Linked DNA regions of Mus musculus: region 1 is linked to region 2. Evidence: chromatin loops called from intact Hi-C (ENCODE). Cell type or tissue: left cerebral cortex. All regions are shown on one strand. Links, peaks and the distances in the headings refer to the core of each region. The heading gives the core; the rest is flanking DNA. Region 1 holds the start of Trpc7 (transient receptor potential cation channel, subfamily C, member 7). Region 2 overlaps Trpc7 (transient receptor potential cation channel, subfamily C, member 7).

Evidence for each region. Hi-C counts contacts between places; a loop is a spot of excess contacts. Peaks named below come from ENCODE experiments on the same cell type or tissue, not always from the same donor. Only the 100,000 strongest peaks of a DNase experiment are listed, where the experiment ranks them.
Region 1: it touches region 2 in a loop (2.2-fold over the local background); 4 of 42 quality-filtered maps call a loop at or near these places.

The regions. Positions count from the first base shown.
Region 1 is chr13:56,888,532-56,900,213 of GRCm38, reverse strand. It overlaps Trpc7 (transient receptor potential cation channel, subfamily C, member 7), which reads left to right and starts at 4,425. Exons shown (of 12, transcript NM_012035.3): 1 at 4,425-4,721. The coding sequence starts at 4,720. In left cerebral cortex, for the core only: a CTCF peak has its summit at 5,493 (motif pointing left); DNase peaks (open chromatin) are centred at 4,648 and 5,494; H3K4me3 peaks cover 555 bases.
Region 2 is chr13:56,801,075-56,812,756 of GRCm38, reverse strand. Trpc7 (transient receptor potential cation channel, subfamily C, member 7) reads left to right here. Exons shown (of 12, transcript NM_012035.3): 6 at 2,140-2,373; 7 at 7,980-8,244. Among named protein-coding and RNA genes, the nearest start is that of Gm52066, 41 kb to the right of the region's middle. In left cerebral cortex, for the core only: a CTCF peak has its summit at 5,820 (motif pointing left); DNase peaks (open chromatin) are centred at 5,799 and 6,688; H3K4me3 peaks cover 661 bases; H3K27ac peaks cover 709 bases.

The DNA.
Region 1 (11,682 bases), core at 3,325-8,324, 87 kb before region 2:
ACAGATAGGCTGACAGGTCCGAATCACGAGGAACTGTCCAACCTGGCAGGCAGCCCACGCATGCAGCCTCACTGCGCATGCTCGGGCAAGGTAGTAAACATCTTGGCCGCACCCTCTTCCCACAACTTATGACTAGTGATGGGGTTCCATATTACCTACTGTAAGGTAGTGATCCAATCTAAAACCCCTTTCTCTACATTCTTAACTTATTCCTGATACCAATTAAAACAGGGCCCATTTTCCAGGCAGACGTCAGTGTTGATGTGGACTATTAAGTGAAAATATTCACTGGAGATAAGTGTCTATGGAGAGGAATGGGCAGAAGGGGTAGTCAAACTGTGATCATTTGTCCAACATAGCGGTGAGCCCTAGAAGGTGATGGCGCCAAAGAGAGTATCCCTAGAGCAACTGCCTCCTCCCTCTTCACTGACCCACAGGCATAATCTTCCTTCAAAAGTGAGTGAGCTAGGGTAGGAGACCTCTTTCCAGCTACAGCAAATGCTGATGGGCATGAAAACTGGATGCCCTCCTTAAACAAATCCTTCACTAAAGGGAAACTCCCATTACTACCAGAGTATCTCAGATCTCTTTCAAGGTAGAACATAAATAAATATTTCATATTATTTGGAAGAAGAAAAAGAACAATCAAGAGAGAAAAGAGAAAAAAAATCCAGAGGATGAAGGGAGATATCAACCTGAGGAAGGTACATTACATAAGTTTATGAAAAATTCATAGCAAAGCCTATCAATTTATATGCTGATTTCTAGAAAGTATTTCATATTAGTTTCTGTTTTCTTGAAAAAATACCTTAATAATTCAAGGGTTGACTTTTTTTTTTTTACCTTATACAATTGTAGTACAAACTTTGAAATCTCAATATGTATGCCAAATTAGATAAGCCACATTTTTCATAAAAGATAAATATAAATACAATTAATTTAGCACCATCCTATGATCATTAAGACACAGCTATTTCCAGCTACTCTCTAATTACTTGTGAATAAAGGCACAATATTTCATGACCTGAGAAGACCCTAGACAACAGAATTTTTGCCACATGGTGCTCACTCTAAAAAGTTTGCTGGGTATGTTATAATACAGGAGGAGGAGCCTCATCAGTCTAGTGTCCAATCAAATAGCACTGACTGTTTAAGAATATTCAAAAAGATGTTCATGATTGTGGCTACAATTTCTAAAACAGATCAAGAAATGTTACCTCCAAGAATGACTGTGAGTCATCTGTGAGGTTCTTGGGGGCAAGAGGGCAATTCTCTAGGAAAGGGCGGCAGGGGATGGTTCTTTTCTGTTATTAACAAGCTGATTAGGCTATATGGAACACAGACAGTTGAGGATGCTCACTGCTCAGTGATGTGTTAGCAGAAGCTCAGCTCTATGCCTGGCCCTGTTCTAAGCTTTGAGGGTGACCTACTCTGCTCCAGTGTCACCACCATGATGGTTCCCAGGACCTATTTGGGCTGCTGGATCAGAGCATTTATTCTCTGAAACCAACTCAAGGATCAACAGTAACGGACACCCTATAAAAACTGCCTCCATGTGCAAATGTAACGCATGAGATTAAAATGTTGGCTTCTAATGGATTTTGCACACTTCTAGCTTTATATGCAAATCAGATTGCACTGATTCATCAACATGCTAGTAGCGTTTTCTTTGGAGATGTGTGGAGAAAGACCCTTGGATATTAACGTACTTATTAACTATGTGACCTTGAAAATAATAAATAGTTAACTTTTCTGAATCTCAGCTCCTTCATATGCAAATGGTGGGCAACAGTGGGGTTCATGGTGCCCTTTATCAATTGTTATGGTGACAATTACCTGAAATATGCAAAGCTCCCAAGAGGGTTGGCATTTCCTGCAGTAGTACATACATTTAAATATTTTCTCTCCCTCTTTTGTTGAAAACAAGTAAGGGAATTCCTCTAGTTAGAACCTTCCAAGAAGACTGATGACAAAATTAATTTTATTCCATAAGCCTCCACACAAGCTCTCCAATATTAAAACTGTGCTTTGTGGAATAAAATACTTTCCCCCAAAGAAATTTTTCTTAAAATTAACATTTTTCTCTTTAAAATATTTATGGTTCTAAAGGATATAGGATTTTAATTTTTCATTAGACTCAAACAAATAGGCTTGCTCACTTGAATAAAATGCTAATTTTTCCGAACTCTTTAGTATTACTAGAGCATAGAAGAATATATAGGAAGCTAGCAGAAATGTCTTCCACAACCACAAAGTTAGACACTTCACTGTAACTGAAAATAGCCTGTGATTACGTCCTCCTCATCATAATTAGTGAATCAATATAGAACAAGACTTTCTTAATTATAATACACTTTCTCAAGATACTGAGTTATGACTCTAGCTGCTATTGATAGAGATGGTTATTTTTTAATAAATAGCCAACGGTATATTTTTGTAAAATTCTGAGTTAAACTGTCCTTGTTTCTTGTTTCTATACATAATAATCTCATTGAAAAACACATTAGATAAAGTTTATATATGTATGTGTGTGTATATATATATATATCCATCTATGAAAGGAAGCAATGGAGGAAGGGCAGAGGGAAGAGAGAGGAATGGACTGATTATTTTACAGAAATCATAGAAATATTAATTAACTTAAGAAAGGCCATCTGTCCAGTTGACCGGTAACACTTGATAGATTCAGTCTTCAGAGGCCTTCTTGTCTAAGCCCCTTACTATTTACAGAGGCTATACATACATGAAGAGGCGCTTGTTTAAAGGGTGACTACTTACCACCCAGAAAATGTCACACCCCCTTGAAAGCACAAGTTGTAGTAAGCAGAACAGTGAAGTAATTAAATCTTTGCTATCTACACTTAGGATAAGCGAGCCATCAGCTCTCACACTGGGGCATGTCTCGGGGGCGTGTCTTGGGTCCTGCATAAGGTCTTTCTGTCAGCTCAGCTTGCAGGTTCCCCATAGAGTCTAGAGCTCATGACCTCTCATCAAACATCTTGTGTTTGTATCCTTGGATCTCTGAGTGCAACCTTCAGTCTCACCACCTAGAAGATGGACATGACAATGGCTACTTGCTTATTGAGTTGTGGTGACACTGGAGCAGAGTAGGTCACACTCATAGCTTAGAACAGGGCTAGGCATAGAGCAGAGCTTCTGCTATCACATCATTGAGCAGTGAGCATCCTCAACTGTCTGTGTTCCACATAGCCTAATCAGCTTGTTAATAACAGAAAAGAACCATCCCCTGCCGCCCTTTCCTAGAGAATTGCCCTCTTGCCCCCAAGAACCTCACAGATGACTCACAGTCATTCTTGGAGGTAACATTTCTTGATCTGTTTTAGAAATTGTAGCCACAATCATGAAAATCTTTTTGAATCTTCTTAAACAGTCAGTGCTATTTGATTGGACACTAGACTGATGAGGCTCCTCCTCCTGTATTATAACATACCCAGCAAACTTTTTAGAGTGAGCACCATGTAGCAAAAATTCTGTTGTCTAGGGTCTTCTCAGGTCATGAAATATTGTGCCTTTATTCACAAGTAATTAGAGAGTAGCTAGAAATAGCTGTGTCTTAATAATCATAGGATGATGCTAAATTAATTGTATTTATATTTATCTTTTATGAAAAATTGTGGCTTATCTAATTTGGCACATATATTGAGATTTCAAAGTTTGTACTACAATTGTATAAGGTAAAAAATATAAGTCCTTGAATTATTGTTTTTCTTATAAAGTCAGTGTTTCAGTTAAGGATATTTCTCTCCCATGTCATCAAGATACCTTGGTGTTTAAGACTGATACACTGTGCCATAACATACTGATTGGGGAAAATGGTGGCTGTTGGAGACATGAATTGGTACACAGGGAATTTCCTTTCAATATGTGAAAAGTTACATATAAAGTTAATCATTATAAAGTCTCTTCTACCAAAGTCAGATGAGCCTAGGCAATACTAACAGATCATAAAACGAAGGCCACGTTAGAAAACGCACCACTCTCAAAAGAGAAAGTGGGTGTGGCTTTAGGATCACAAAAGGAGCTTATTACTGTCACTCTATCTTCTGGTTAGTCCCTCCCCCCACAGTCTGTCCCTCCCCCCAAACACCTATAAACCAACAAGTAGGAAATCAGCCCATTCCCCACTTTTCACTTGTTTAAACTCATTAAGACTCTTCATGTTGCTTTAAATAACTAAAGGGTGTGTGTTTGCATGAGTGTGTGTGTGTGTGTGTGTGTGTATGTGAGTGTGTGTTTCTCTCTCTCTCATTCTCTCTCTGTGGGGGGTGTTATGCACTATTCTAGGGGGAGGGGCATGAAGAAATCCTGAGGGGTTCTGATAGAAAAGCAGAGTTGTTCTCTCCCTTTCAAAGCTACGTCTGGAAGAGGGGTGGGGACTAGACCAGCCCATCATCACGCTGCATGCCAGTCTCACACACGGATGCTTCTCCTTCACATTCTCTGGGAAATTTCCCCCAGATTAGGAAAAGGACAGGAAGGCAAGTCGGCCACAAAAGGCGAGTTTTCACCATTCCCCACAAAGGAAAGCAGAGCGCACCTCCACACAATCGCAACTCCGCTCTCTGGAGCAGATCTCGACTTCAGCACCACGGAGAGCGGCACCTCCGCCTCGGCCACCCATGGGGAGCCAGATCCCGGAGACTCCGTTCAGGATTCGGGTCATCTAGAGGAGGGACAAGCCTGCGTATTCTACTCTCGATGTAAGTGGCTTTGGTGGTTGGTTTATATTGATTTTCCCAGTAGAGACTGCTTTATCCCCGAAATATGGAATTGAACTTTTATTTATTAGCCCTTTTGCAGGCACTGCTTAGATTTGGGGATCCAAGTCTGGAGCTGAAATCTTTTCTACTGAGTTGGTACGATATTTTCCCCCTTTTGTTGAATGTCTAAGTTTACAAGCCATGTAGAAATAGGAAACTCAACCTGGTATCCTGTAAATTTCATGCTGGAGTAGTACAGTTTTATTCCTAGAAGAGAGCATGTGTGTTATCTCGGCTTCTGCACTGCTGAGAGCTTCTCTGGTTTGATTTTAATATAAATATGGAGTTGGGGAGAGAACCGTAGCTACATTATAAGAGATTACACCATTAAAGAACTACAGGTGGCGATAAAAGGCTATTTTTTTTCAGTTTTCTTTCTTTCTTTTTTTTTCTTTTTTTCTTTCTTTCTTTTCCCTGTTGAAAATAGGGTCCTGGGTGTATGTTTCCTCTAGCCATTCATTTCAAGATAACAAATATGCTTTTAATAAATGAGACGTAAACCTTGGCAGGGCTTTGGGCATAAGCTTTGTCACTAGAGATGACAGAGTCTCTCACTTAAGTTCATGCTGTAAATTCACTTATGTAAGGCTGGGTAGATACAACCAAAGACGCTGTGCCATTAACTGCCATTTAATGGATTCAGGGTAGCTTTGCAAAAGGCAATAATGATTGACCCCATCTGATCTCCCTCAGTAAAATTTTGCCTCAGAATGCCATCTGCTGGTGGGTCCTCTTCCTAAAGCATTGGGCACACATCAAATTTATGAATGAATGAATTCACATAAAATCCAGAATATCCATTATGGATAGCATACAAATCTACTCCCTGGGATCGACCGGACAGCAGTTCCCCAAGCTTCTGTTATCACAGTGGAATTTCGTATTGATTTCCCTAAACACTTGTCCTTCAGCTTAAAAGTACGTAGAGTAGCCAACTCCTTTAGGCAGTAATTAACCCAGAAAAAAACAGAACTGTGTGGTGCCTCACTGTGGCTAATTGTGGAATTCATGTGGCATTGTGGGTGAGAACTAGCAGGAGCTGTTGCTCGGGGTAAGCAATCATCCCTTCTGGGAAGCACTCAGCAGGCCATGGGACCCCTTTCAGTTCACTCCTGACTCTCCTCACAGAGGGAGAGGAACCGCGCAACACTGTGCACTCTTATTTTATCCCAAGACTAATCTTAACATAACTATTTGAGCTGGCTTTTTAAGCTCTTTCTGGAACTATATAAAATATGAGATACAGACACCCGGTTTCACATCTTCCTGTGGTCTAGATAAGCAAATGAAGATTTTAAAAAAAAATCAGAAACAAAGAGAGCAGGCAAAGTGCTAGTTAATTTAGATTGCTAAACCGTACCACAGTTTGTAAACACTAGGAATAACTTCTTCCCTAGATGATGTTGTGTGTGTGTGTGTGTGTGTGTGTGTGCGCGCGCGCGTGTGTGTTACTGATGTTACTGATAGACATATACGGCATGGAGGAATAATAGATGATAGTTTCCAATCCTAGATGAAATGGAACCACACCCACTTTTGCAGAACTGACTGAATAGTAGATCTTACTATTAGTAACATGGACAGCCTGGAGTGGTTTGCTTCATTCTCGTAGTAGGACCTTACACACACAGTGGAGTAGCTAACCAGGTATCTGTTTTCTTTCACTCAATATACAAACATATGCTCACTAACTTGGGTCAGAACCCAAATGCCTTAGATCCACAATTCAAACAATAACTTTACGGATGCTCGATGATGTGGGGGTATTTACCAGCTACCAAGGCGTCTATAGGCATAATTTCACCTCACCTTCAACATGCTGGGAAGATAAAACTCAGAAATAAGTGGGATACCTTTGGGAATTCACAAGAAACTCAGGAGTAGGATGGAAAAAAAATGGAAATGTTTCAGTTTTCTGTTCTAGTTCTTCAGGGACTTGACAGATTGGCCCTCTGAAAGCTGCTTCCTCTACCTAAGCCCTCTGTGGCTTACAGCAGAGTTAGTCCCTTGGAGCTGATTTTACTTCAGAACTGATACCTTAGTTTTGAAGTTGTCAGTCAGAAACAAGAAATAATAGCTACAGGACTGTCTGGGACCTTTGTAAGAAAGTAGATACTTGTAACCATCAATACCAGAGTTTTATCATTAAAAAAAAAAAAAAGAGACCAATCCAGATCAAGTATTTGAGAATTGACCTATTTCACTATGTACCACAACCTGAACATCAAGAGCTCTAGATGCCGGGTAGAGATGCAGTATAAACAAGCAATCCCCTTGCCCACAAGGATCCTGCACTCTAGTGGGAATGTCTGTGGACTAGGTAAACATAGAAACAGGCAAGAGTAAGATGGATGTCAGCAGCAGACCAGCCAGACGCAAGGCTTGAAATCCAGCAGAGCACACATCTACCAGAGGGTGCCCCGACCAGGCCTTGAGTATCTTGGGAAATGTGACTAATGTACCGGAGTCCCATTTCTTTGTCTGCTAAACGGGAATGGAATTAGCACCTACATGATGCTGTATTTTCTATAACTTAAAATGTCGATGCTCAGTCTGAAGGCTGACGCGTGGTTGATGTGTGATACGTATTAATTGATATAATTGAGTAGTCATTTGGGATGATAGTTAGGCTTATCATATGATAATTTACAACAGTAATTTATATAAAGCACTTAACATGGTAATTAGAACTCCGTAAATGTATGTGTTTCAACCATCTCTGTCATCACAGTCATTTGAAACAATACCCGAGTCTGTCAGCATAGAATATAATCTGAACCCACAGAAGCAAGGTGCATTGGGTTTTGGTCATCACTGTCTCTAAAGTGTCTAGGACACTTGGTAGAAATGCTACTTAATATTCAGTGACAAAGTCACTGAGGTGTTGGGGATGACTACAGATTGCTTGGCTTTCCTCACTTCCACTTCATAGGCTAAAACTCAGAGTCTGTTCTCGGGGAGATGAAGCTCAGAACCTGGTAAAACTGGGCTCGGTTTTCGCGGGTGCCTGATCTGAATTCTGGATCGTTTGGTTCTATGTCCAGCTGGGGAATGTTACAGACTGAATTGATTTCAGGCTTGGATGATCTCCACAGAGGCCTTTGAGGCGTGTTGCAATTTTAAAAGAAGGGAGGGAAAAAAAAGACAACACATCTCTCAAAAGAGATTCTTAAGTGCCCTTTTCTTCTTTGGTAACTAAGCAGAACCCTGACTCCAAACTCACCACATGTACAGCCGGACTTAGGGCCCAAGGTGGCTGCTTTCATGGCTTACTCACATCTGGGTAAGAGAAGCTCGATAAAAATAGCATCCCAAGGAATGGAGAGGGAGTTTTCCAGTCCCTCCTCCTCTCGGATGGTTTTGTCTGCACCAGACTGCTTCTCGGTGACACCAGTGTCAGCATAGGCATTCCGGAGAATGAAAGCCACCGGGCCTTAGATGAGAAGGACAGTGAGCTTGACCGCTCATCTCAGTGACATGGAGATAAAAGGCATCTGTGTTCAAAGTTCAGTGCAAAGGAACATAGCGAAGTAAAGACGACCGAATGCCAGTTGCACTTAGGGATGCTCCTTCTCCTCGCTGCCCTGCAGCTGGGATGGGGACCCGCAGGGAAACACACTGAGTTCCCAGGTGTGAGCCCGACCACCAGCTACTGTAGGCTGAGTGATTTTGCCATAGGCTGTCTTGTGGAGTCCATCCAACCCATGTGACATCCATGTCCCTAATATGATACTATTGGATCAAGATTAAATGGCAAAGACATGGAAGTAAAATATATCCATTGGTACGCATGCATTAAAAAGGCCATCATCAGAAGGATGCCGGGAGCAAGGTGGGGGGCGGGGGGCTGTCAGATCTGACAAGAATTCTACAGTGAGGCTTAAGGTCTACTTCAGCGTTTGAATCCTTTCCGGGTCTGCTGTGTAGACCTCCTGGGACATGTCCCCACTGAATGACACAGCCCCATTTTATAGACTTCCAGCCACACATGAACTGAAGCCTATACGATTTCATTTTAATTCCGAGTTTGGCTAGAAAAGGAGGAGAGCTGGTCATTTTTGAGCATCCAAATGAATCTCAGAGCTGAGAGTTTAAAGGCTCTGAAGACTGGCATGTTTGCTTCATCTTCCATCTGCCTTCAAGGTCACTCAGAAAAATGTACAGCCAGTGAGGACAGTTCCCCTCTGAGAAGTCACAGCCACGCAGTCCCACACGTGTGCGCATGCATGCTCCGCCCCCTACACAGTATAATTATTACAGAAACATCACATGACACCACTCCTCCCTGCCCTAAGATTTAGACATTTCAGTTTGTTCACTTAAAAGATTAGCATGCTAATATTCTGATTTTTCTTTTCTTTGGGTAACATGGAAAATTAACGAATGATGTGAGTGTTGTTTCATTTTGCAGGCTTCGATGTCTACCATATTCATGTGGAGTTTGAATTTAGATTGGGTATTTCTGTGTTCCCTGCAAAGTGTTCTCTGCTCGGACTTGGTTCAGTGGTTATTCTATTTCCTTTGAATTTACTCCCCAAGGCTTCTTGCTATGTAATAGCTTGGTACCCTTGACCTTGTAAGTCTGAACCACTGTCCCTCTTAGACAGCCTTGGGATGGAAAGGGGAGAGAATGGAGCCTGCCTCTCTGAGGACAGCTGCTGCTTCATACCTGGCACAGCTCGCAGGCTCTTGAGGGAAGCTGCTCTTCCTGGGTTTGAGCTGTGATGACTAAGTCCGGGGAGAGGCTCCCCAGAGGGATGGACGACTGTGTATCTCAGAACGGGCGAGTGATTCTATGAGGAACATCATTCTTCTGTGGTTTCAATTTCCACAATTTCGGTGTCTTTGTGTGCCCAGATGACAGGCCTGGAAAGCAGGTTCACTCAAGCTCCGGAATGAGGGGGAGGGGAAGACCAATGAGGGGGCTGGCTTCTACCCCCCTTCAGAAGTGCCTACTAATGAACCTGCACTGTTTGGGCCTCCCTCGACTGGGGAACCATTGCCATAGGATCCCCATCTAGGATCTGCCTTGTGTGGGAGGGAGCAGCCTCTTGGTGAAATGACAACCCTCTGGGGAGAAAGGGCTCAGAGGCCTGGGAACTTGAACTGGAAGCTCTCCCCTGCAATCTTCTATCAAGGCGCGCTTTAGAATAGGTGGCGGTTTATATCGGCAGGGCTTACTGTCAGGATTTATTACCTGGAGCTGGCTTGGAGGGGGTTCCCATGACACCTGCATTTAGTTTTTGCAGAAGAAGGAGCCACTCCACCTTGCCATACGGGGCTTTCCCAAGGGAAGTGTGACTCAGCTCCAGGCAGGATTTAGAGTACCCAGGTCTGACCTCCAATGATCTACAGCAGGGGCTGGACCCTGAGGAGCTGGGTCAGGTCAAAGGTTAAGTGAGCATGAAAGCACCAGTTCAGAATTCCAAAGTCTACACAGTCGCAAACTCCAGGGTCGACGTGAAAGCTCTAGTGTGAATTATTGGTGCAGCTTATTTCTTTAATCGGTTTGAGAGAAGTGCCAGGCACTTGGTAGGCCACAAACACAATCAGGAACAGCAAGACAGTTCTCTGGGACAATGGGAAAGACTTAAAATGAGCTTCTCGGTTCTTACCGGGAAGCAGGTGCTCTCTGGGTTAAGACTGTGCCATCCTGAATCATTCAGATAGCATGGGTGAGAGAAGACAGGAAAAGGGAATTCAGGTGGGAACAACTTGGGGAACAGGAAAATCTAAGATGTGCAAGTTGGGAGTAGCCTGGGGTACATCTGGTCTAGCCCCTCTCATTCACAGCTGTAATCTGGGACCAAGGAACTAGGTACCCACAAGGTTCCTAGGCTAGCTGGAAAGGTCTGATTTGAGCTCAGATTACATTATGGCTGCCTCTTTTGGTGACATCTTAAATTTTGGTCACAGGTCAGTGAGATGGCTAAGCCGTTCAGGCTCTTTCTTATCAATAAGCCGGAGAAGTTGAACCTTTGATTCGTGGGACCCACATGGTGGGAGGGGAAAAACCAAATGCTGCAGGTTACCCTTGGACCTCCACACGTGCTCTCTCACACACATGCAAATGCTGCGCATAAATAGATAAAAAGTAAAGAGAAAAATTAAGGACAAACAAAACAAAACAAAACAACCAACCACCCCAACAACAAATCCTTGGCAAACCCTTAGGTGACTTGGCAAAGCCAAGAAACCTCAAGACTGCCAGAGCCATGTGGCTTTCAAGGGCTGGTAACCAGTGCTCTTCTATCAGCACAGGTGAGGATAAACTTCCTTCTCTGTTGGTTTTACAGAGGACCTGCACAAGCTGGCGAACCCAGAGCTCTTAGCATAGCACCTGGGACACTGCAGGGTCTCGTAAATGCTAACTGTTGCTGTTAGTCGATCAGTAGTAACTTCTCTGTGCCACAAGGGGAAAAGTAACAAGTTAGAAGTATGCACAGCATGTGAGCTGGGCTATGTCTTCTACCGAGAAGACAGAATACAGGTTTTCTGGATCTAGTCATAGGGAGATGAAGATGACTCCCCTAGGAGTCTCTGTAAGAGGCAGTCCTGTTCCTGGCCACATCTTGATTTGAGTAGGTGCCGGATTTGCCTGAGGCCCAGGGGACATGACCCACATACAGAATGGCACCAACTGTAGGATCAGTACTGTGTGGCCATGCTTATAGCCTAGTACAGTGGGACCAGAGTGTCAGAACTCAGTAGAGGGGGAGACGTGGGAACCAAAGGTTCTACTGTATCCTCCATGGAGACTGGGCATAGGCATTGGACAGGAAGGGAGAGATAAACTAACATTGAGTAGCTCTAGCCTCTACCTGCCCCTTGAACCCACACTGTGGAACACACACACACACAACACACACACACACAAACAAAAAACTCTGTGCATCGTTAT
Region 2 (11,682 bases), core at 2,849-7,848:
CCTTGGAATGATTTAACTTAACCTCCGTGATTAATATTCAAATCTAGGAAGACTGACAAGGACATCTGACTGGGGAATCATTTTCAGTGTCTAGCGAAAATAATTTCCATCTGTTTCATAGAGCTTTTAGTGTTTGAAGTTCCTCCAAAACACACTCAAAATCCAAGATCCCACCGCCAGTGAATGGTCAGGCTAGAACCTGAGCCCACTGTTAGCCAAATTAAAACAGATCCCCACCCCCATCCACTGGGACATTGGTAATTTTAATCTAGGGGGAGATAAAGTAAAAATAAATAAATAATCCATGTGGGTTTTTTCCCCCTAGCCTGTGATGGGTTTTCTAATGAGACTTTTAAATAGGCAAATAAAAGTATATTCTGATGTTAAGAAATCTATGGTGCACTGAATTACTGTACAAAGTCTGATGGGGTATGCACGAGACATAGGCTTTGTTTAGAGAAAAACAAACAAGGGCCGTGAGAAGTCCTTTAAACAGACCTGCAGGGGTTGGGGGACACTTCTCACTGTGAGAACCTCAACAACCATCAGCAAACAAAGATATGACTCTTCTACAGTCGGCTGCTCTCGGGCTACTTTTCGCCTTAGAAAAACATTTCAATCCCTTTTATTTGAAGAGCCTTTTCCACCACCAAATGTTGATCGTACCAGTCCTTGGGCAGGGTCCCCAAAGACTGAAGGCAATTGGTTCTTCACTGACATGTGCTCTGAGGTGGCACGGAGACCCAGGAAGCCTCCCTCTGGAGGACAGCCATCACCAATGTCCAATGGCAGCAGCATCTTTGATGCCAGGCTCTCTCAGCCGCTGAGTCCTCAGAGAAGCCTGTCTTGTATTATGAGCTGCCGTCCTAGTGGGCTTAGTGTACGGTCTGGGGGAAAGCAGGAGACAATGCACATGTCCAGGGGCAGAGCCAGAGGTGGAGCTGCTGTGTAACTGCTCTGCTGGACATAGAGAGATGGTAGAAGACCACAGGGAGTTCTGACACTGCACCTCTGATATGGCGCTCTACCTTGGGGTCATTACACACAAACTGCAGGTGTCAAGACAGAAGTGAATCAATGCCACGTGATCTGTTTAGTTGCTAAGGTAAAAGAGTTGACATTTGAAAGCCCACTATGTAACTCAAAGTCCATCAAAGGACGATCTCTTCTTGTCAGAGAAGTCAGGAATGCAAGGAATACTGGGAAATGGGAGGGAGTGACAATGGGAGGGAAGGGGTGTCAGCTTGGTGTATATGACATTTTTGGCACTGGCCAAACATTCCTAGCTGCAGTCTCTCCACATGATGGGAATTTCGTTCTAAAACGCTTAAAGTAGAAGTTGTAAAGATTGTGAACAATATTAGTACAAGGTGGCCCCAGTACCAGACAGCAACAGGTTTAGAAGTCTACACAACAAAGTATTAGCCTAGGTCTGTGGTTCTCAACCTGTGGGTCGTGACCCAAGACCATCAAAAAACACAGATACTTCTATCAAGATCCATGACAGTTAGAAAATAACAAAAATCATTTTATAGCTGGGGGAGAGGGTCACCACACTATGAAGAACTGTTTAAATGGGTCACAGAACTTGAGACCCACTCCCTAGGCCATCTTCCAAGGATGTCTGGGAAGAGGGATGGAGGAACCTGTAACATTTCGATTATATACCCCTACCTCTACATTGCTCACTGTGTAACAACGGGAATATATCTCTTTAAAATCCATTTCGTTATTTAAAGGAACAGCGGAGGAAATCCAATAACCCTATGCTTAAACCCTCTGAATCAACCACAGAAACAGGTCATCTGTAATCTGGGGAAACCAAATTCTGCATCGCATGTGGGACCTTCAGGAATTCTGCACCCTCAGCTCCCTTCCTTCCTAATTTATAACTACTCCATATTAAAGTGTGTGCGTTCTGCAGCCTTATCTCCCACATTCCGCCTCCAAAGTCGGTCCATGGGTGGGAACCCTCTCCTCACTTTCAGGGATGGGATAAAAACCCACGAGTATGTTTTTGCAGGTGTGTCTGTCTGTCTCTAGCCATCCCCCCACAGGGCTGGTATTTTGGTTCCTCCCTAGTTCCCACGGCATCTGTCAAGGTAACTGAGAGCTGCGCCTGCCCTTCTCCTCCCACAGGAATGATCTGGTCCGAATGCAAGGAGATCTGGGAGGAGGGGCCGCGGGAGTACGTGCTACACTTGTGGAACCTTCTGGATTTTGGCATGCTGTCCATCTTCGTGGCCTCCTTCACTGCGAGGTTCATGGCTTTCCTCAAGGCCAGCGAGGCCCAGCTGTACGTGGACCAGTACGTGCAGGATGTAACGCTGCACAACGTCTCACTTCCACCGGAAGTGGCCTACTTCACCTACGGTGAGTTCCAGGGGTCACTCAGCCTGGTCCCAGGACCTGGGATTTGGAACCTGGCACGGCAGACCCCACAGGTGTCCCCGGCACGCTGACAGAATGTGGAATTAACCTTAGACGTGGGCCTTTAGTGTTTGGAAGGATGGGATTGTTTCAGGAGGTTCTGGGGACATTTCTGTAGGTTTTTGGTTTTGTTTCTAAAGAACCCCGCCCCACCCCATCCCCGACATGGGGAATCTGTCTACTGAATTTTTACTTCCACGCGGAATCCTCTATTCTGCACAAACGTAAGTTCTGCTTTAGTTCAACATTCTCTCTCGGGGTGAGAGACAGGTTCTTAAAAGAGACATCAATACATCGAACATACCGGTTTGAAACGGGTTTCATGGAAGCTGGAAACACAACTTAAGGCTGCTGCCTACCAAGAAGTCTGAGGTGTACCAAGTCCTCGACTTAGGGGACAGTGGGATTCTTGACTGCCCTGAAAAAAATAATTTCAGAATGAGCCATTATGAATGAGCGTTGAAGTTCATGAAGAAGAGATTTTCGTAAGCAACCCTAATTAAGCTCCTTGGGTCAGCCTCCCTGCAAAATCCATGAAAGTAGGAAAGGGACTGGTTTGGAAGGAGAGCAAGAGAGGGTAACATGGCGATCATGGTCAAAGCCCATAGCATGTGCATATGACATCAGGATGAGCCCATTGTTATATACAACTAATATGCTAATGATTAAATGTTTAAAAGAGAGATTATGGTATAGGCATATGGTATGGTTTGGGGTATAGGCACTAAGGGAAAGATAATTAGGAAAAAAAATATCAGACACCCAAGTGTGGGTATGAGGTTCTCAAAAGAGTTGTTGTTCTTTACATTAGCTATGTGTGTGTGTGTGTGTACATGTGACACACGATGTTGGTGGCTTCCAAAGTTGTATTTGTTATGCTAATGAGCGTGATGGCGGTCAGGCTGGCTCCCTGGACCTGTGGGATGGAATACAGCAGCTGAAGTAAAGCTATAGGTCCCGATGAGTTGCATAATGCAATTAAAATGTGTTTCCCGCTATAACTTTAGGGTCTTGGTTGCGAGCTTCCTGGGAATGTTCGGGTTTATACTCTGTAAAGCAGTAAGGCGGCACCCAAAGGCCCCGGGCATCGTTGCCGGTGTAGCATCGGTTGTTTAGAAAGAATGCAGGCAGCCTCTGTGGCTGGTTTTTAAAATACCAATTTGAGAATTTTAACAACGCCTTTTGATCGTATTCTCCCCAAGCCTCCCCCTCTAACTCCTCTCAGACCCATGCCTACCTCCCCAAACCTCACCCCAAGTTCGTGTCCTTTGCTTTTCTTAACAAATTAAGCTATATGCTCCAGTTTGTGTTGCCCATATATTATCCACTGGAACATGGTCATCCTACCGGAGCCACATCCTTAAAGAAAATAGACCCTCCCCCCTCACAGAAGCCATCCACTGTCCATAGCTCCTGAGGTAGGGGTGAGGGCTCATTCATTTTATTGATTTTCGCCATTCTGACAGGTGTGAAATGGAATCTCAGAGAGGTTCTGATTTGCATTTCCCTGATGCAAATGTTGGCTGTTTGTTTAGGTGTCCCCAGCCATTTGTGTTTCTTATTTTGAGAACTCCCCACATAGTCAGGTACCCCATTTTTAACTGGGATGTTTGTTTTTTTAATGTCCGGTTGCTTAGAGTTCTTTATATATTGTAGATATTAACCCTCCATCAGATCCATAGTTGGTAAAGATATTTTCCCACTCTGCAGTTTCCTGCTTTGACCAAATGATGGTGTCCTTTCCCATATGGAAGCTTTCAGCTCTGTGAGGTCCCTTTGATTTGTGGTTGATCTTAGTGCCTGCACTGACAGTGTTCTAGAAGTCCAGGAGGTCTTTTGATATACCAATGAGTCAAGTCATGTGTGTTCCCCACAGTCCCTTCTACCAGATTCCGGGCGTATGGCCGTCTGTTGGCATTCCTCCTGTGCTAATTGTTCTGGGGTTCTTGACTCAGAGTTTAACTAGACCCCACAGGGAAGGGGTCTTTTACCTTCCTTTGTCTTTTTTCTGTCTTCCTTTGTCTGTCTCTCTAGCCTACCCCAGTAGGGCTCTTATGATGTTACCAGAAGCACAATATTATTTTATATAAGAGAAAATCCTGGCCCTCAATTAATTGAAAAATCATAGCCTATATTTTTCTTTTATTTTTGTGTATGGCTGTTTACATACATGTACGTCTGTGCACCCACATGCATACCTGGTCCTAGCAGAGGTTCAGAGCCATCATGTGAAGGCTGGGAATTGAACCTGGGGCCTCTGGAAGAGCAGCGCTCTTAACCACCAAGCCATCTCTGCAGCCCCCAGTTAGCTAATTTTGTTCCAAACCTTTAAAATTAGAGAGATCTGGAGTCAAGTCTAGCTCCATACTTTACTTTCTATTTTTGTTTAGTTAACTTTTGTGTGTCCACTTCTCATGTGTAAGATGAGGATTAAAATCTCTTAAGTCATTTTTTTGTTTTGTTTTTTAAAAAAAAACTCTTAAGTCAAAAGGTTTGTTTTGGGTTAAATAAAAATGATGCAGATTGAAGATGTGTGCATTATCCATGATCATAGTAAAAGTTCACTAGGTGGTAACAGTTATTATCAATACTACCTCTTTTTTTAAAAACCTCATTCACTGTACTCCCGTGTTGTAAAAGAGAATGATAACAGGGTGAGGAGGGAAGGCTTGGAGATTTTGGGGGGGGGAGCAGGGGAGGGGAGGAGGGAGGAGGTTTGGGAATTAGGGGTGGGGTGGAGGTGGTAGTGGAGGTGGTGGTGGAGGAGGTGGGGTAAGGATGGGGTGGAGGGGGGTGGTAGAGGTAGTGGAGGAGTTGGGGGTAGGGGGATGGAGGTCGAAGTGGAAGGGGTGGAGGTAGTGGGGGATTAGGGGTAGGGGGCGGAGGTGATTGCTGCTTAGTAAGTATTAATTACTGTCACATATTTTAAAGGGGTTGAATGTCAAATGTCCCTCCTGGTAGATAAAAACAAATGGCCCTTCTAACCACAGAATGGCGGGGTACGGCCATGACCTTTAGCGAACTGTCCACGTAACGCAAATGTGGTAAAAGATGAGCAAGCTCCTGTCACAACCACTGCTTCCTGCCCCTTGCTCCCAACATTTGCTGGCTAACAAATGCAGGGTTTTCTTGAATCATGTATGTTTTCCGGTCTATGCTGCTTTGGCGTCTCGTGGAAAGATGGGCGCACTCTCCTTAATGTCACGATGCAGGCTGCAGCATTGTTCTATGTTGACTTCTATTCCCCTGTGAGTTGTATTCGGTCCCAGCTCAGCCCACAGCACAATACTGTCCTTGCCTTTTCCGGTTCACCTTGGGCGCTTGGAAATGTTCCGGAGCTCTTGCTGCGCGCATGAGCTCCAGCTATGGGGGCCGAGCGCCCTCTTGTGGCGAGCCTTGCCGGCGAGCCGTGCAACCAGTTCAGTATCAAAAACGTAGGCTGGAAGAGAGGTGGGTTCAGGTTGTGTGAAAAGACTTCTTTTCTGATGGAAACAGCTCCAAGATGAACATCCCTTTGTGTGAATCACGCAGTGCCGTTTGTTTTATGCCCACCCAGCTGTGACAAGCTGGTTCAGGCAGAGTCATCTGCACCGGAAGTCCAACCTCGGCCTCCAGGAACATAGTTCCAGAAACTACAGCTACCTCGGAGCAGCTTTTTCTGTTACAGCTGAGATGGAAGGTGGAGAATTGTAGGTGACATTAAGACAGGAACTCATTTTAGTGCCTGTTTAATAGAAACATTTCATGATTTCATGTGAAATGTATGTGTTATTTATCCATAGAGAGCAGCAGGTATTTTAGAAAATACATACTTTGTCTTTCATGGGTTTCTGAATTCTGACTTTGGTAAGAACTTAAAATCTGTGTTATTGCATTCCAAATGTAATTTGGAATGCGCTACATTAAACTGTCGGCACAGCTTCCCTTACTAAAGGTTTCTCTCTATTATAATTAATTTAACAGAGAGCCTAGCTTTGAAAATAAAGAATAAAGTTCCTTCCCCCCTCCATCTCCCGTGGGGTGCCAAGAATCGCCTTGTAATAGGCTCTCTATTTGCACTTACTGGCTCAGAAAAGGGCCCCATACCCCCAAATCCAATCTTTAAAATGGCAACAGTAATGCCTGCTCTACGGGGCTGTTGTGAAAATCACAGCTAATTTAGTGTGCGGGCTAATTTAAGTTTCTCAATGTTTTTCATTTAAGCTTCGTTCAGCAGTTCTCAACGGGGATGCTGCTGGCTTTGTCAGCAGGGCAGTTTGTACCGCGTGGTGCAGTCTGGGGCGATAGAGGATGTTCAGCATCTGGGGAGTACTCTTGCCCAGACACTGAGAAGCAGGCACCAGCACTGTCCAGGAGGGAGGTAACGGCCCTCGCCTGAGACGTACTGTTTGTCCTGACACCTAGGAGCCAGGCTGAGTGCTGTTCCTTAGACAGTAGGCCTGTGGTAAGGCCCAGTAGAGGCTCACTCAGCTATAGCGATTCTTGTAAGGCAGCTCGGGCCACAGGACTCACCAGTAAACACCAACATTGTCCCTCCAATAGTGCTGTGGCAAGGCTGTGTGGCTGGTCACCCCCTTTGAGACCCTCACTCAGTCAGTGAGAAAGGCTGCCAGCATATACTTTTGGGGTGAAGGGAGGGACAGAGCAAGATTATGTTCACAGGCAGACCCTTCAGATTCCTGGTCCCCGGAAACTGATTTGTTCTGGCTTGTGGCTATCTGAACATGTGGTTCGAAGTCTGTTCAGCCACTTCACAGGCATTTATCCGTGCCTGCTCTGCACAGACCCTGCCCCAAGCTCTTGGCATGTGTGGCTTAACAGTCAAAGTCATTCAAGGCTAGTGAGATTGTCTGCCGTGATCACACACAGGGACAGTGTGGCTCAGAAAACCCAGTTGACTGAGTCCAGCCCATGCTGGTCTCTACTGCCTCCTCATGCTTCCCCAGTGTGGGGCTCAGCTCCTGTGCATGGAGGAGGGGAATGTGATGGTTAGCCCTGCAGCCTTTGTCAGAATGGATATACACGGGACACCACAGGAGCTCACGGGAGACCAGGAACCCCACCCAGACTGCTGGAGTTAAGGGCAGCTTCTGGAAAGAGATCACTCCTAAACTGAATCATGAAGGATGGCTGGGAATGAGTCAGATCTGAAGTTAAGTTCTGAGCAGGAGAGACAGTTCATTCCAAAAGAATGGCATCTCGTGTGCTAGGATTACCCAAAGGCAGAGAGGACAACCGAGAATGCTACCTGTGCCTAACGGGCAGAGAGATTGCTCAGCAGTACAGAACGCTTGCTGCTCTGCAAAAGGACCAAGTTCCAGCACCCCTTCAGATGGCTCACAACCACTTGTAACTCCTGCTTGAAGGGCTCTGAAGCCCCTCTACCCTTCTTGGGTCACTGCACCCATGCAGACATAAAATAATAAAATCAAGTCTTTAAAGATGCCTACCAGAGCAGGTTCCCCCCCACACACACACACACACAAGTAACACACACACACACACACACACACACACACACACAAGTAACACAGATTCTTTCCTTTCAGCCAGGGATAAGTGGTGGCCTTCAGACCCCCAGATCATCTCGGAAGGGCTGTACGCCATTGCGGTTGTCCTCAGCTTCTCCCGGATCGCCTACATCCTGCCAGCCAATGAGAGCTTCGGACCTTTGCAGATCTCCCTGGGAAGAACTGTGAAAGACATCTTCAAGTTCATGGTCATTTTTATCATGGTATTTGTGGCCTTTATGATCGGAATGTTCAACCTGTACTCCTACTACCGAGGTGCAAAGTACAACCCAGCGTTTACCACGTGAGTACCCGCTGCACGCTGCTCCCTCCCAGATGCCATCTCTGGGCATCTGGGGAGTCCCTGTGGACCTCCTTCAGGCAGTTCATTGCAGAACTCAGGCCTCCTTGAGGTTGGTGTGAGTTTTGCTCTCATTGTTTTAAGGTTTAGGTTCTGACATTAGAAGAACAAAGGACTTAAATCCCCCACTTTGCCACTATGTAGCTAAGGCTAGCCTGCAAAGGATGATGCAGATGAGGTTAGCCTTGAACTCAGAGATCTACCTGCCTCTGCCTCCTGAGTACTGACATTAAAAAAACATAAGCCACCCATACCCAGCCCTTTCTGCAGTTTTGAAATGGGGATGGATCCGTTGCTTTTCTGTTACTGTGATAAGCTACCAGGAACAAGAACAAATTAAGGCAGAAACAGTGGGTTTATTTGGGTTTACAGTTTCAAGTTGGAGGGGCGGCCATAATGGCAGGAGAAACGTGGTTTCAGGCAGATGGATCAGTAAACTAAGACATCACATCTTCAACCACGAACAGGAAGTGGAAAAAGAGAAAACTAGAAGGAGGGTGGGGCTGTGGACTCTCAAAGCCCACCCCCAGTGATATACTTCCTTCAGCAGGTAGCTTCCTTCCTACAGCACTGCCTCACACAATGCCACCAACTGTGACCAGCTAAGCCTTTGAAGGGACATTTTTCATTCAAACCATCACAAGGAGTAACAATGACATCATGACAATAGTGCGAGATGGGGTGACCCAGAAAGTACACAATAAAAGGTGGGCGGCCATTATGATTATTACAGCAATACATTCCACCTAGATTACATAGGAACAGAACCTGACAAACCCCATAGGCCAACATGCATGCCGTTAGGTCCAGAGAGCTATAATCCAGGGAAGAAAGATGAGAGGAGGGGTGGGGGCGGAGAGTAAGCAGGCTGAGAGGGAAAAGAGGGACAGGGAAGGTGAACAGAGGCTGCTGCCTACCTGACGTGCACTCTGCGCACAACAGACTTCTCCAAGGAGACAAGATGGAAATGCCCCACCTCAGGATAGCCTGAGACAAAGAGAACTGATCGGTCAGACCTCTCCCATCTGCTGTCTCTCTGCGGTCAGTTACTATCTCTCCTGTAGTCTAAGGAAGCCCTGGGCTGAGTGCTATCTACACCTGGCTGAGCACAAAGCAGGCTCTGCAGCTTCATGGGTCTCTGCAACCAGAGTCAGAGGCCCAGGCAAGGGAAGCAAATTACTGCTAAGGGGGCTCCAGCTAGCCAGAGGCAGCATAGCACAGTGATGCTATACCCTACTTCACAGCCCAAGAAGAAAGAGACAGGTCTCATACAACCTGTGTGCAAAAGATCCAACGCTCCCCCCCCCGCCCCCCCCCCCCCGTGAGGTACAACAAGGTCTCCTAGAGATCACCTGAACTGAATCTAGTAAACAGATATGGCAAAGTTTACACCCTGGCAGGCATTACTAGCTGATAGCCACTAGCCACATCATTGGATATATCCGAGCTTGTGTGTCCACTTTGGTGTCAACACAAAAACCACAGCTCTCATCTTAAAGGGAATAAGAGGTAGATTTCCGGAGCCATTTTCAGTGACCATGGCGCAGGAACACAGATTTAGGTTACCCCAAACTCAGTGTTCCAACACAGAAGCAGTTTCATGACGTTGTATCGTTTTGCAGAATGATCAAAACAAGTCTAAGGTGTATCGGTGTGGGTACATCAAAGAGGCAGGTTTGGTGAGATGGGGTGAGCTTTTCTATGGGCGAGGATGCTGTCTAGCCTCTGGGTTGGCAGAGGCTAGTAGGCTGCTAAGTCAATAGATATTAAAAGGGTTTTTCTATTGTCTTAAGAGATGTTAGTCCTTATGTAAGGATGGGCAAAGAATGGCTGTTCCTGGGGGCTAGAACAAGTCCAAGGTAAGGTAGCCAGCCTTTGGACCAGCAACATTCCAGTCTGTCCACAGAACTGAAATTCTAAGTGCGATCAGTCTCTGCTGACAAAGCTTCGGCCCAGGACTTCTCGTTCATGTCTGCAAAGAGGGAAGGGGGCTGCCCACCTTATAAGCTCACAAGTCCCTCATCCTCCACCACAGCTGAGTGTTTCGTGCAAAGTATCCTGGTGCAAGGTCTCCGGTCTCAGACATTCTCCAGACCCATCAGGTCGAGAACTTCTCTATTAAGCTTTGGTCAGACTCTAGGAAAATGAGTATCCACCCACCCAGGGCAGCAGCTGGGATCAAGAGGGCTAAGAACCCCCCACACACACACACACACACACACACACATGTCCACAGGTGACATCTGTTTTCCAGACACTTCAGATGACTGGTGCTTTGGGTGATCCCCGCTGTCACAAGGCCTCAGCTGGCTCTGCTTCTGGGGAAATCGCTCATCAAGGGGAGAGATGCTATCTAAGAACAAAATGGCTTAACCTCCACGCCATTTACCTCAGAGCTGTGGTGGTGCTGCCTGCTCAGTGGTCAGCCCCCCATGCTGCTGACTTACAGGTGCGAAGTGTCTACAGAGAGCAGATGTGTCAGGTCCAACACTGAGGAACAACAGAAGCCTGAGGGTTGCAGGCTGGGTGGGGGCAGCAGCACCTCAGGGGTCAGACTAGATTTCCATCTGATCTTAGTTGGGACTCACTATGCAGCCTCGTGCATGGTCTTAAATCCCTGGCCCTTAATTGCCACACCTCTGATAGAATCGGAAGGAAGAAGGCCAGCCTCATGGGACTGTTGTTAGGCTCCACAAAGAAGCAGGGGCCATGCAGTACATAAAGCCTCCAGTATTGGCAGTGCCAGCAATGGCTATGGCGACTGAGCTGAGACTGTAGGACCCTCCCTGGGTGTGGCCTGGTTTATGACTGGCTACAGTACATCAAGTAGCCAATCAGACTCCTTTTTTTTTTCTTCAACACCTGTTGAAGGAATGGAATAAACCTGAATCACCCAAAAGCAAAATTGCTCTGAATGTGCCAGGGTTTGTGTATAGAGGGTTGGCAGGACAGAGGGACAGCAGGACAGGACCTAAAGGCATCCAATCAGCAGGAACTACTTTGTCAACAGCCATGGGGAAGATGTCAGCCAAGAAGGAAAGGCTCCTGTGTTTTCCAGCCTAACACATCTGCTCCTGGGGGCCAGGCACCAGAGACATCAGGTACCAAACCACCCCAGGCCTTCTCTAGTGTAGGGACAAGGAGCCTGGGGCACAGCAGACACAGTGAAGAAAGGACCTCTTTTTTCTCCTCCTCCTCCTCCTCCTCCTCCTCTTCCTCCTCCTCCTCTTCCTCCTCCTCCTCCTCCTTCTCCTCTCCCCCTCCTCCCCCTCTCCTCCTCCTCCTTCTCGACCCTTCCTCCTTTTCCTCCTCCTCCTCCTCTTCCTTAGCAGGTCCTGAAACGCACTACATAGCTGTGAGCGGGACTGACTGAATTATCAA